Linked DNA regions of Mus musculus: region 2 is linked to region 1. The links are chromatin contacts, found by Hi-C or POLR2A ChIA-PET in ENCODE. All regions are on one chromosome and are shown on one strand. Each heading gives the region's core, a stretch centred on a gene start or an enhancer-like site at or near the end of the contact. The rest is flanking DNA. Distances are from core to core; before and after follow the strand shown. Region 1 holds the start of Tspoap1 (TSPO associated protein 1). Region 2 holds the start of Srsf1 (serine and arginine-rich splicing factor 1).

Region 1 (3,072 bases), core at 185-2,684:
CCCCAGACAGACTCGTGGTGGAAGAGACCTAACATAATCAGAAAGAGACACATGTACCCACACTGAGGGCCAGAGCCAGAGAGAACAGAGCGAGGCCACTTAGATTCCCGTCCAAGGAAGGAAGGACAGATAATCACACAGGCAGACTCACAGACAGAGAGAGACAGAGACAGAGACAAGAAATGTGGGCAGTGGGACTACAGATTATGGCCAGTCCATCTTGCAGCCCTCTCCATCCTCTCTTACCTTATAAGCCTGTGCCTCCTCCTCCTCCAGCCCGGAACAGCTGTACCCAGGGCTCTCTGCTTGCTGCCCCAGCTTAGGCAGCCCGGTCTCTGTTGCTTCAGGATCAGTATTTCCGACAGGTCCAGGGCTATGAGCTCCCTCAGGCTTGGAACTCTCTTCAAACCTCAATCCTTTAACCTGCAGAGCTGTCGGAGTACCAGCAATGCTTGGAGATGCATCTCCAGGTTTGCACCCCTGGCCCTGAGTCCAGTGCTGCCAGGCAGGCAGTGCCCATGGCTCCATGGCTCCAAGGTCTCCAAGCCGTGGGAGGGTTGTCAGTTGCTCCATGGTTTCGGCAAGGGGCCCCCGAACCTGGACCTGGGGACATCACCAGCGGGAAGACTGACAAGGGTCATGCCAGACTAGACCATTCTCCCTGTAAGTGTTTGGCTTCACCGAGTCCATCAGAGGTTGGCTGAGCTCTTCCCACCCACGAAGGAGGGTTCAGAAGGTATCGGGGTTGCCAGACTGGAGCTGGGGTTTGCTCATGGTTCTCTCTCTCTCTCTTGTGTGTGTGTGTGTGTGTGTACGGGGTGTGTGTGGGGGGGTGAGAGACCACCACCAGGAGTGCCTGGCTGAAGGTATATATGTACGTGTGCCTCCAGGTCTGTCCCTGCAGGTCAGTGATGTTTTATTATGTGATTGGAGGATGAATACTCCGACTTGTGTATGTTGAGAAGGGTGGTGCTATGTGTCACTGTCTGTGCCTATTTAAGAGTTACCAGTTGTTTCTGCGTGGGGGTAGGGGCTGTCTGTATTGCAGGGCTGTGGCAGTGTGTGATGCTGTCGCCGGTCCTGTCTCAGTGTTGTAAAGCCCGGTGTATCTGTAGTGGCGTGTGTCTTTCAGTGTCTGTGAGTCTGGCCACCCATCACGACCACTCTGCCTGGAAAGGGTCCGCAGGAGTTCCTGGGAATGATCCCCAGTGATCCACTGTGGTCCTTTATCTCCAGCTTTTCTCTCCGCTGGCTGCCGCCGATCAGTTGCTTGCTGGGTGGCTGGGCGGTCCTAAGGAGGCCTGGGTCGATGGGCGGCTTGCCTCATAGTCTCTGCCTCAGCTAGTCTCAGCTCGAGGGACTGCAAGGGTCCCTCGCGGTCCCGGAGCTCCCCAAATGAGATGGTGGGCACGAAGGAGGGCAGAGCCTCAGAATGGGGAGTGGGGAGCAGGGGAGCATCATCATCCCTCCCTTCCCCCTCCTCCTCCCCTCCTGCCCACCAATAGGAAGTCAGCTGCTGGTTTCCATGACGATGGAGCTGGACTGGTGGGCTGGACCGGCAGGCAAGCTGGCAGGGTCGGGACAGTGGAAAGAGCAGGTTCCTTACTGGATGGTAGGTTAGAAAGCTACCCCCTCCGGACCCCCCAACATGGCCTCTTCATCCCCTTGACCCCACAGACCCTCACTTCCAGGGTGCAGAGGAAAGGGAGTAGAGACAGTCCTCTCCTTTCAGGCAAGACTGATGGGGATAGAACAATGTGACAGAGACCTAGCTGTAGAAAAGGACAGAGCTGAAATGGTGGGATTTGGAATAAAACAAAGAAATAAAAGTCTGAAAATAGAAAGACGAGCAAAAGGACAGAGTGTTGAAATAGGCTGAAAAACGACTTCAGCTTCCCCATGGCAGATCACATTTGGGGGACAGCCCAGCCTTCACAGGCTAGCAGGAGAGATCATAAGACAGGACCTTTTGGGCTGATTTTCCCTCAACCATCAGGAAGTTCATCTTCTGTCTAGCATTAGGCTTTATTTATTTACTTGCTATGAAAAAAAAATGGCTTTTGGGAACAAGGACATAGGAATTGCCCCAACCTAGGTGTCTGCCTGTATGTGGGGCACCTAGATCTCGAGAGATAAGAATGTTGCTCCTAGACGCAAGACAAGCCAAGGTCGAGGGCCCTCATGTGGCACCCCTATGGAATAGCAGCTAAAGCATAGAGAACACCCCCCACCCAGACAGTAGGCTCCACCCAGGCCAGAGCCAATGGAACTGGGTAGGGGTTGGAGTTGCATAAGAGAGAAGGTAACATTCATTTCTCTAAAGCAGTCTAAACATCAGTACACATGCTATGTCATGTAACTTTCAGTCAGCATGCATATGCATGTCATATTACATGTATGTATAGAAGAGTATGCATAGTATGTCTGTGTATACATGGAGATCACTGCATGTATGTGTGCTATTTTGTCTATGAATCTCATTGGATATATATCTGTGCATGGTTTTGTGTCATTGTATGTCTATTTGCTACAATGTCTATGTGCATGCAATTACGTATGAGTTTATCATTGCATTTTGCTATAAATCACAGATATCATGCCATTATACAGCACTAACACATTATGACATACATTGTCATATAATAATGTACAATGGCATACAATGATCTATGTACATGATAAACTTGCCTGGCATGATGTGCACGCAGTCTCTGTATATATATTCTCACCCCTCCATGCCTAAGGGGACTGTCTATAAGATCATCTCAGGATACCCCACTAAGTTCTCAAATGCTTAAGTCCTTTTATGTAAGGTGATGAAATATCCGCCCATGGCTTATACACATCCTTCTGTATACCCAAGGTCTCTTGCATGCTAGGCAAGCACTCTACCACTAAACCATATCCTCAGCCCAGCCCCACCCCACCCCCATGCCTTAAATCATCTCTAGATTGTTTATACCTATTTTATAATACGATGTGAATGTTAAAATAATTGTACTGTACTATTGAGGAAATCACAAGAATAACAAGCAAAGTCTATACATTATAAAGAGACAGCTTCCTCTCTGG
Region 2 (3,072 bases), core at 231-2,730, 290 kb before region 1:
AACCTAATTTGGGTAAATCACCACCACAGTAATCTTTATTTACTAAATTCATCCCAAAGACCGAAGTAGTCCAAGACCCCGTGTGTAAAACAAAACAAAAACAACAATAACAAAAACCTTGCAGTACTCAAAGCAGTCATGCGGGAAAAAGATTTTAACCCGCACGAAGTCAACTCACCAGAGACAACCACTCTGTTCTCGGACCGCCTGGACGGCGGGCCATAGCGGCCTCTCGGGGCGCCGCCGCCTCCACCCCCGCCGCCGCCTCGGCCGGTCCCGCGGCCGCTTCGGGGAAACTCTACCCGCAGCCGGTAGCCGTCGTAGTCGTAGCCGTCGCGACCGTACACCGCATCTTCCGCGTCTCTGCGTGTGATCACAGAAAGCGAAAGGGGGGGGTGATGAGGGGAGGGAGCCGCCGGACCCAGCTCGTTCGCCCGCTCCGGGGGTGAAAAGCCGCGGCCACAGCGCACATGCGCACCCACGGGGCCACACGGAGCCCCACATGCGCCGCATAATAGGGCCGGCCCTTCCCCCACCCAGCACCACGCCGGGCAGAGGCTCCCGACCACCTCGCCGGCCCTCAGCGCCTCGGTTTCCCGCTCCGGGGGCTGCGCATGGGCTCGGGGGGTAGGGGGGACGTCCGAGGCGGCCGGCCACCGGAGACAACGCGCCGCCTCTCGGCTCTCCTGACTCGACTCCTGCAGGGGCGATAGCGCCTCGGAGCCCCTCCTCTCCCCCCATTATGTTCCAAGGCCTCCGAGCCTTCCCCAACTCCTCCACGCTATCTCCTCAAGGCCGCGCACGCCCCACGCTGCCTCACCGCGGGTCCTCGAACTCAACGAAGGCGAAGGGCGGTCCCCCGCGGCGGTTCTTCAGGTCGATGTCGCGGATGGCGCCGTATTTGTAAAACACGTCCTCGATGTCCTTGGTTCGGATATCCGGAGGTAGGTTACCCACGTAGATGCGGCAGTCGTTGTTCCCCGCCGGGCCACGGATCACACCACCTCCCGACATGGCGGCGGCGGCGACGACGAAAAGCGCGGACTCGGGGGGGGGGAAGGAAAAAAAAAAAAAGAGGCCTTCCTACCAAGCCTAGCGTACGGCAGAGCGAGCCCTCAGCGGCACCACGTCTCCCGCGGCCGCTCCAAAATGGCGCCTTTATCAGCTCGGCGCACTGATACCGGGGGGGAGGGGGAGGAAGAGAAGCCGGAGGAAGCGGCTCGTCCCTCCCAGTGCGCAGGCGCACGCCTCTAACGGGTGCTGAGAAGCACGCTCGCGCACGCGCGACGTCACCCTCCGCACGGAGGGGAAAAAGTCCCTCGCGTCCTGGCGGGTTGACTGGCTGCTGGAACGTCCAGGCGTTTAGTAAAAATCACATGCTCTGGTTAAAGCGGTTATTATTAATCCCCACTGAGTCCAGAATCGTCGGCCACCTCGGGGGTAGACCCTCTCTGAAAGCAGCTCGGCGCTCTAAAAAGATTGGGTGAAACCTATCTTGCAAGCGTGTCCCACCATGCTCCGCGGTGGTAACGGCCTTTGGCGGGAAAGGCGCCGCGGGGCGGAGATAGATGACGCTGAGCTGTTGCTCCGGAAACCTGGGCATCTTCTGCACTTCGGTGCCGCCGGCGGGAGTTGCAGGTGATTTCATTTAAAAGCCGAAGCGGAGCAGTGTGGCTTCTGCCTCTGGGAACCTGCGGTGGGCTGCATCTTAGTTAAAGTGTCTAGACGGATCCTCCATATCTATCTAAATGAAAACTGTGCCTTGAGTTTTCCTCTTCCTCCTTTCTAAGGATGAAAAAGGAAGAGTGATAAAACAGTTTAACTGCAGAGCCGAGATCCCGGTTCTGTGCTGGTCTAGGGAGATTATTTATTTATTTGTTTATTTTGCCAAGATTATCTGCAAAAGGATTCTTGCATTGGATACCACAATTTTGCTTCTTTGTTTTGTAATAACGGGAATAGAAGAGCCTTACGTGTGAAATCATACGGCCTTGTAGTGTTGTTAATGAACTCGAATTATAATAAAAGCAAACCAATCTGGACTTAAGCTTGTGTGCCTGAAATCCTATCACTCCGGAAGCTGAGGCAAGGAGGGTCCAGCCTACCCTGTTATACACAGTTCTAGTAAAGGTTATCCCGGAGCCAGGCAGTGGTGGCGCATGCCTTTAATCCCAGCGCTCGGGAGGCAGAGGCAGGCGGATTTCAGAGTTCGAGGCCAGCCTGGTCTACTGAGTGAGTTCCAGGACAGCCAGGGCTATACAGAGAAGCCCTGTCTCGAAAAACCAAAGGGGAGGCGGGGGGAAAGGTTAGCCCGGGACATTCAGGGAAACCCTTTCTATTAAAAATATTGAAAAACAAAACGTTTTCTTGGTGTTGTTTTTGTTTTGGGGTTGTTTTGTTTGAGACACGATTTCTCTGTGTACCCCTGGCTGTCCTGGAGTTCCTGCCTTCTGAGTGCTGGGATCAAAGTCACTACCTCCCAGCTAAAACCAGAGCCTTTCATGATTGGATAGAGACAGCCAGGCGTAGTGGTAAATGCCTCTTGAAGTTTTTGGGAAGCGGAATTTCAGGGTTCAAGGCCAGCCAGAGCTGTGTCGACCCTATCACTAATAAATATGCTAAGTCGGATCCCCACAGGTTCTAAGGGTGATTCTTTATACTGTAATTTTTAGTTTTTAATTTTTATGTTATGCATATTGTGTCTTGGGGTGGTGGGTCATGCCATGGCCCATGTGTGAAAGTCAGAAAATAAGGTGCAGTTCACCACTCATGCCATGTGAGCCCCCGAGATGAAACGTCAGGCTTGGGAGGAGCACCTTAACCAGATGAGTCACTGAGTCATTGCTGCCCCTGGATGTTATCATTTATTTACAACAGTCCAAGGATGTGGGGCTGCTTAAAATGAAACCATTAAATATTAAGACTGGCTGGAGAAATCAAGGACAGTGAGAGTGGGGGAGAGGCAGAAGTGATGTATAAGGTTTCTAGGCAAAATGCCTGAAGAACTTGTTGAATTTTGGGAGATCTACTGCAAATTTGACTACTCTCACCAGAAGTCACAGTAAAGAAGAG

The links. Hi-C counts contacts between places; a loop is a spot of excess contacts on that map. ChIA-PET counts read pairs that join two places held with the same protein, here RNA polymerase II (POLR2A).
Region 2: a loop to region 1 is called in a map of T-helper 2 cell, with 2.9 times the contacts of the local background. The contact joins the promoter of Srsf1 here to the promoter of Tspoap1 in region 1. A Hi-C loop is called at or near these places in 1 of 37 maps with a recorded cell type or tissue (T-helper 2 cell). POLR2A ChIA-PET finds 5 or more read pairs at or near these places in 2 of 5 experiments (both embryonic stem cell).

The regions. Positions count from the first base shown.
Region 1 is chr11:87,758,903-87,761,974 of GRCm38, reverse strand. Tspoap1 (TSPO associated protein 1) reads right to left here and starts at 1,434. Exons shown (of 32, transcript NM_172449.2): 1 at 247-1,434. The coding sequence starts at 573.
Region 2 is chr11:88,045,781-88,048,852 of GRCm38, reverse strand. It overlaps Srsf1 (serine and arginine-rich splicing factor 1), which reads right to left and starts at 1,480. Exons shown (of 4, transcript NM_173374.4): 1 at 821-1,480; 2 at 179-363. The coding sequence starts at 1,014.